2 separate regions of the Homo sapiens genome follow, and region 1 is linked to region 2. Evidence: chromatin contacts called from ENCODE Hi-C or POLR2A ChIA-PET data. All regions are on one chromosome and are shown on one strand. Each heading gives the region's core, a stretch centred on a gene start or an enhancer-like site at or near the end of the contact. The rest is flanking DNA. Distances are from core to core; before and after follow the strand shown.

Region 1 (2,700 bases), core at 147-2,646, 140 kb after region 2:
CCAGATACCAGATCCCAGAGGAAAATGTTTAGTTATACAGATGTCCAGATATATTCCAAACTGAAAAAAACTGTGAATAATTTACAATAAGCTAGAGTACTGCTCTTAAGATAGTTTGAGATTAGAGTTTTAGGTTGTAAATTTGTAAAACCACAGACATTTTGAGGAGGAATTCCAGTTCCTATTTTTAAAGATGAGGAAATTATTAAATAAATAATAGGCATTAGTTTTGTGTGTTTACAAATCACACATGCTCAAATGAGAGTGCACAAAATGAAAAGGCTATTTTTAAAATACCTAAGATAAACAGAAACAAAAAGCTTGAGTTATATCAGGTTGAGTCATTCAAAATGCATACATATTAGAGGCCATGCTTTTCACATCCTCCTTTGTGACCTTGGAGTGTTTAATTACAGCAAATGTACTTTGGCCCAGACTAGTTCCCACTTTAAATAGAGCAAGTATGAATTCGAGGTAATTCTCCATATGAATAACTGAACCCAAGATGTGTAGAACAGAATGGTATCTTAAAAAGGATAAAGTTTGGGCCCCTCGGTTAGAGGTGCATCATTTGTCCTCTTTATTATAACACTCAGACTTTACAAGAGTTTTCAACTTTTCAGGCTTTTCTTTTCTTTCCTTGATCTTTTCCTATCGTTTGAAACCTTTGAAACTCCCTCGTGAAACAGGCATTCATCATACCTTAGTTCTTAGACCATAAATCCAAAAAAAAATAAAGTGGTGAAAACTCAAGAAAAAAAAGAACGGTGTGTGTGTGTATGTGTGTTTGTGTGTGTGTAGGTGCAAAGAAGCATATTTATTTTTCCTATAGAGATGAGCCACTGTAATGGTTTATCCTAGTTATATGTTTATGCATACATACATATTTATATAACTTTTTGTTTTCCTTAATGCCTTTAGATGTAGAAATCATTTCCTTCTGTTTAGAACAAGTATATTATCAAGTTTTGTTATGCCTGTCTTACAGCTTGTGGTTGTATTGAAAAAGTACCCGATGAGCTCCCTAGAGAGGATACCTGTTCTGCTCTATCATTTTCAAGTTCATCCTAAAGATTTCTACCAAGTGTCAGGTGATCCAGTAAGCTCACAAATGCTCAGAAGAGCCTCTCTAAGTCAGGACAGCAACTAGTTCTCTTAATCACTTCGAGACAACTGCATAAACTGAATTCCATATGTTGAAAACAAAAAGAAAAGATTTAAGTCAAACGCAAAGTTTAGCTGATTTCTGTATGTGTATTCTATATTAACAATAGTTTGGCGGCACACATTTTCAAACTTAGCACCCTCCTGTTGCCACAGTCTGCTGACAGCCTCCATTTAGCTGTCTTTTGAGTCCACTGCATGGTAAGCTCCTCTCTGAGGCAAGCCACGAGGCCTTATTTGGTGATGACAGCTCAGTGGCTGGCTGGCTGGCTGGCACAGAAAATGTTTCTGAACTGAACTGAAATTTAGCAATCTCTAACACCTTTCACATGTGTTTTGGTTTAGGAGTCCCTTTGTAAGTCTGCTAGACACTATTTTTTTTTTTAAAATAATCGGGTTTCAAAAATGTCTCATCTGTGTGCTATAAACTCATTTAAACTTGGGAAACAATATTCTAATTAATAATAGGCATAAAATATAAAAGACTATAGAACGACCACTTAGCTTTTATTCAAATATCTTAGTTCTTCTAAAATAATCCTTTTAGTAATATGTATGCTTAGCAAATACGTATAGACTAGTGTTTTTATCCTACTTATTCAGCAATAATACTATTTCCAAGAATAAATGAACTATTGGTTAGTTTTTATGATTAAAGTAAACTATACCTATGACTATAAGTAAACTATGACCATGGTTTAATGGTATAAATTTATAATCATAAAAATATTTTTAATAAAAGATTATAAACCTTCTCCTAATGGCCAACTATTTTTGAATTTCTGCCTTAATATTTTGATGATACTTTTATTTCTTCCTCAAGACACATTACCATGTCTATCATGTCTCCTTTCACAGTGCAGCACCATCATATTTCCATTAACATGTGGCTCTGGACATACAATAGATCCAACTGCACCCCTTAAAACACAGCGGCAATGTGGTAGAGAAAACTGACTTAACATAGTAAAAACTATAGCCTGAGCTCTGCTCACCAAGCTGAGTATTACAGAGACATTATCCTGTTTCCATTTGATAGAGTTAAAGTGATCTCAATCAGAGAGCAAGATCTAAGCTTAATGGGTAAAAATTCAGAGTTGAGGTTTGAGATCCCAAACTGCCAAGGTCAAGGGCCCATGGTCATTACTCTTCTAGCAGTGACAGAAACAGAACGGATAAGTGCATTCAATCAAAAGGCATGAACAGCGAAGACGAGGCCACCCACACAAACATCTGTTTGCTCATGAGGTCCTTTTCATAGGATACCATAAAGACAGGTGTGGGGTTTGAAAAATTCTGTTTGGGGAGACCTACTGCTTGGTGAGTGCTTTTCTTCTGTAGTTACCTTCGAAGCATACTTTCAACAATTCTTCTTTAACTCATGTTTGTTTATTGAGTGCCAGTAATGTTGACATAGTTTATGTGTGACTTTAAATCAAAGGCATATTGAAAGAAATAATATGGATTTTCACTTAATTAACAAAGGCCTTTATCCAGTTGATCAAACATGAGAAAATGAGAACATACCAATATGAA
Region 2 (2,700 bases), core at 104-2,603:
AGAGTATGCCTTAAAACAGCATCTATGGCTACAAATTGATGAGGGTGTCAATCATTCCTGAAAGCCTAGTATGCAAGGAGTCCAATTTTCTCCTTCCAAATTTAGGGAGTATAATATCAAAGAGATGGGAAGTGAAAACTTTCAGACTCAGCAATCACTGAGGATGGTTTCATCTAGACAATTCATTGAAGCAAGAAAGTGAGGACTAGGAGTAGTAGTATTACGTAAAATATTTACCGATTTTGACAGAAGTCATATAATAAAAATATATCTATGCCATACATTTATAACTTACAAAATTTTAGTGTACTCCTTATAAAATATTTATAATAGAAAATATTAAATATGTAATTCAAAGAAGTGTAAATTGTAAACATACCTTTGGATACAAATTTTAGAAAATAAAGTTAATTAACATAAGGTTAATATGACATGGACCTTTAATGAATCATAAATAATGAAAATAAAATACTATTTGATCATTGTAAAGTTCAACCTCATATATGTACACAAATTATCCATAAAACTAAAAAGTAGAAACAACTCAAATATCCATAAACTGATAAGTGGATAAACTTAAGGTGATACATCCATACAATAGAAAATTAGGCAATCAAAAAAATGAAATACTCCTATGTGCTACATATATGAACATTGAAAACATCATGCTAAGTGAAAGAAACTAGTCACAGGTGACTATATATTGTGTAATTCCATATATCTGAAATGTCTAGAATGAGAAAACCCATAGAGATAGAACATAAGCTAGTGGCTGCCTAGAGTGGAAGAAGGGGAAGAGGATTAAAACTGACTGCTACACAGTACAGGATTTCTTTTTGAGGTGATAAAAATATACTAGATTATGGTGGTAGTTGCACAATTTATGTACATCTACATGGGTGAATTGAATGGCATATAAATTATATCTCAAGAAAAGCTATATATATAACCCCGGACTAGTGTGCCTTTGAGTCATAATATTTGTACGCAATTTTTAATATGCTAATTAAAAGCAATTTATGCCTCTATACCAGTTGAAGGAAGAATGCTGAGGTATTTTAACTCCAACTATTTCCTTCTACCTTTTTATTCTTCAAATAATCCCAATTCTCCTTTGATAACTTTGGGTAGACAATTTTTTTTAAACAAGGATAACAAATTTTTATTGGCAAGAGTTGTATTTTGTTTCAAAGTACACTTTCCAGTTTGTTTTCTTCTTTCTTGGTTCATGCACAGTCAGATGCAAAAGTACCAAAAACAGTTTCTGTCATGTTGAAATCCTGTTGATTTGGTAAATCTAATGTCTAAATTAGAGAACTTTTCTTTCTTTCCTTATACTGCAAGTTACTCAATGTGACAGTACAGTATGACTCATAGAAGCACAGATCTGCCTACGACTGCAGGCTGTGGGTGGATTGGAGTCAAGGAAGAAAAAAATGGAGTAAGAGATTCATATGCTTTGAATTCAAGGCATAAGGGTGAGATTTCCAAATGTCAAAGTAACCTGGCATCACAACAAAATTGTATGTAGTTTGCAATACAAAAATGTTTTAAAATAATTTAACAGGGACAATTTTCAGAATACCAGCCTGGCAGTCATCACTGTTATTGCAACTGCACAGGAATCTGGGTGCTACTCCAGTCAGGATCACTGTGGATGACCTTGTTTTCTAAGCCAGGAGGATTCTTGAAATGAGCCTCTTCTGTCAATCACATGTCTAGTACAGCCAGGGTCTTTGACTGTCTGAAAGCCCCATCATTGTCACCTTCTTAGTCTCTGCTACTCACTGGGAAGCCAGAGAGATTCCCCGCTGCTCTAGGACCAGAAGACTTTCTTCCTTTCCTAGCCTCTAAAAATCTCCTCCCTCATTCTTCCTCCCAGTTATTGCTCTCTTCCGATTCCCCAGCATGGTCCCCTGAAAGAATTCAGGCACTAGAAAACTAAAGCCCAGAGGCAATTTTGTCGAAGCAATTTAATTTTTAATCAAGCTATGCAAAAATCTCAAGGGGCAGGGGAGTACTATGGCCTGGGAGGAGGAGAGAAAACAGAGTGAGAGCAAAGTAAATTATCTCTAATTTAACCTGCCATACTAGGACTTAATCTCTAACAGTTCACTCCAAATACTTCTTAGTTATATAGAATAAACCATGTCATCCAATTTGCTGCTGAATGACCTTTCACCATCCTGGGCTGATATTAGTCAGAGGTGGTGATTGCTTAAGGCTCAGCTAAAGGAGCTCATTTTGCTCCTTTGCTGCGTCTTTCAGTCATTCCATCAGCATGAGCCACTGCACTTTGTGCCAGTGTACTCTGTGCCTCTTCCCACTGGGCTCTGCATTACGCTTTCATCTCATCCCAACCACTGGGCTTCTGTTAGTCAAACTTGCATTCCACATGACACATTTCCCCATCTGTGTCTTACTGTGAATATTTTCTGCTGCTCTCATAAAATCTTTCACTACCCTGGGTTACTCTCATCTCCTTCATTTGTAGACTGCATGATGGTTAATGATTAGGATTACAATACATTTCTGTAATGTTAACATGGTATCTCCAACAGTCATTGTTTTGTGGCTACAATAACACATTCTGGATATATAAGATTGAAGATTAAGTTAATTCACTTTTATTTAAATGGGCTTATTTCTTTTTGACATTTGTAGTCCAGTTGTAGAGTATGAGTATGTGTATATAGGTGT

The links. A loop is a pair of places that touch in the nucleus more often than their neighbours do. ChIA-PET counts read pairs that join two places held with the same protein, here RNA polymerase II (POLR2A). Pooled maps may share reads with other maps.
Region 1: a map of prostate gland shows a loop between it and region 2 (2.2-fold over the local background). The contact joins two enhancer-like sites. A Hi-C loop is called at or near these places in 1 of 168 maps with a recorded cell type or tissue (prostate gland) and 1 of 50 pooled maps. POLR2A ChIA-PET finds 5 or more read pairs at or near these places in 3 of 52 experiments (AG04449, AG04450 and BJ).

The regions. Positions count from the first base shown.
Region 1 is chr7:80,858,380-80,861,079 of GRCh38, forward strand. The region is part of intron 2 of SEMA3C (semaphorin 3C); the gene reads right to left. Among named protein-coding and RNA genes, the nearest start is that of SEMA3C, 59 kb to the right of the region's middle. Within about 2 kb of position 1,397, at least 9 of the 41 ENCODE cell types and tissues checked have a DNase peak (open chromatin) inside an H3K27ac peak, as active enhancers do.
Region 2 is chr7:80,720,663-80,723,362 of GRCh38, forward strand. No RefSeq gene overlaps it. Among named protein-coding and RNA genes, the nearest start is that of CD36, 83 kb to the left of the region's middle. RefSeq lists a silencer at 2,191-2,485. Within about 2 kb of position 1,354, at least 14 of the 41 ENCODE cell types and tissues checked have a DNase peak (open chromatin) inside an H3K27ac peak, as active enhancers do.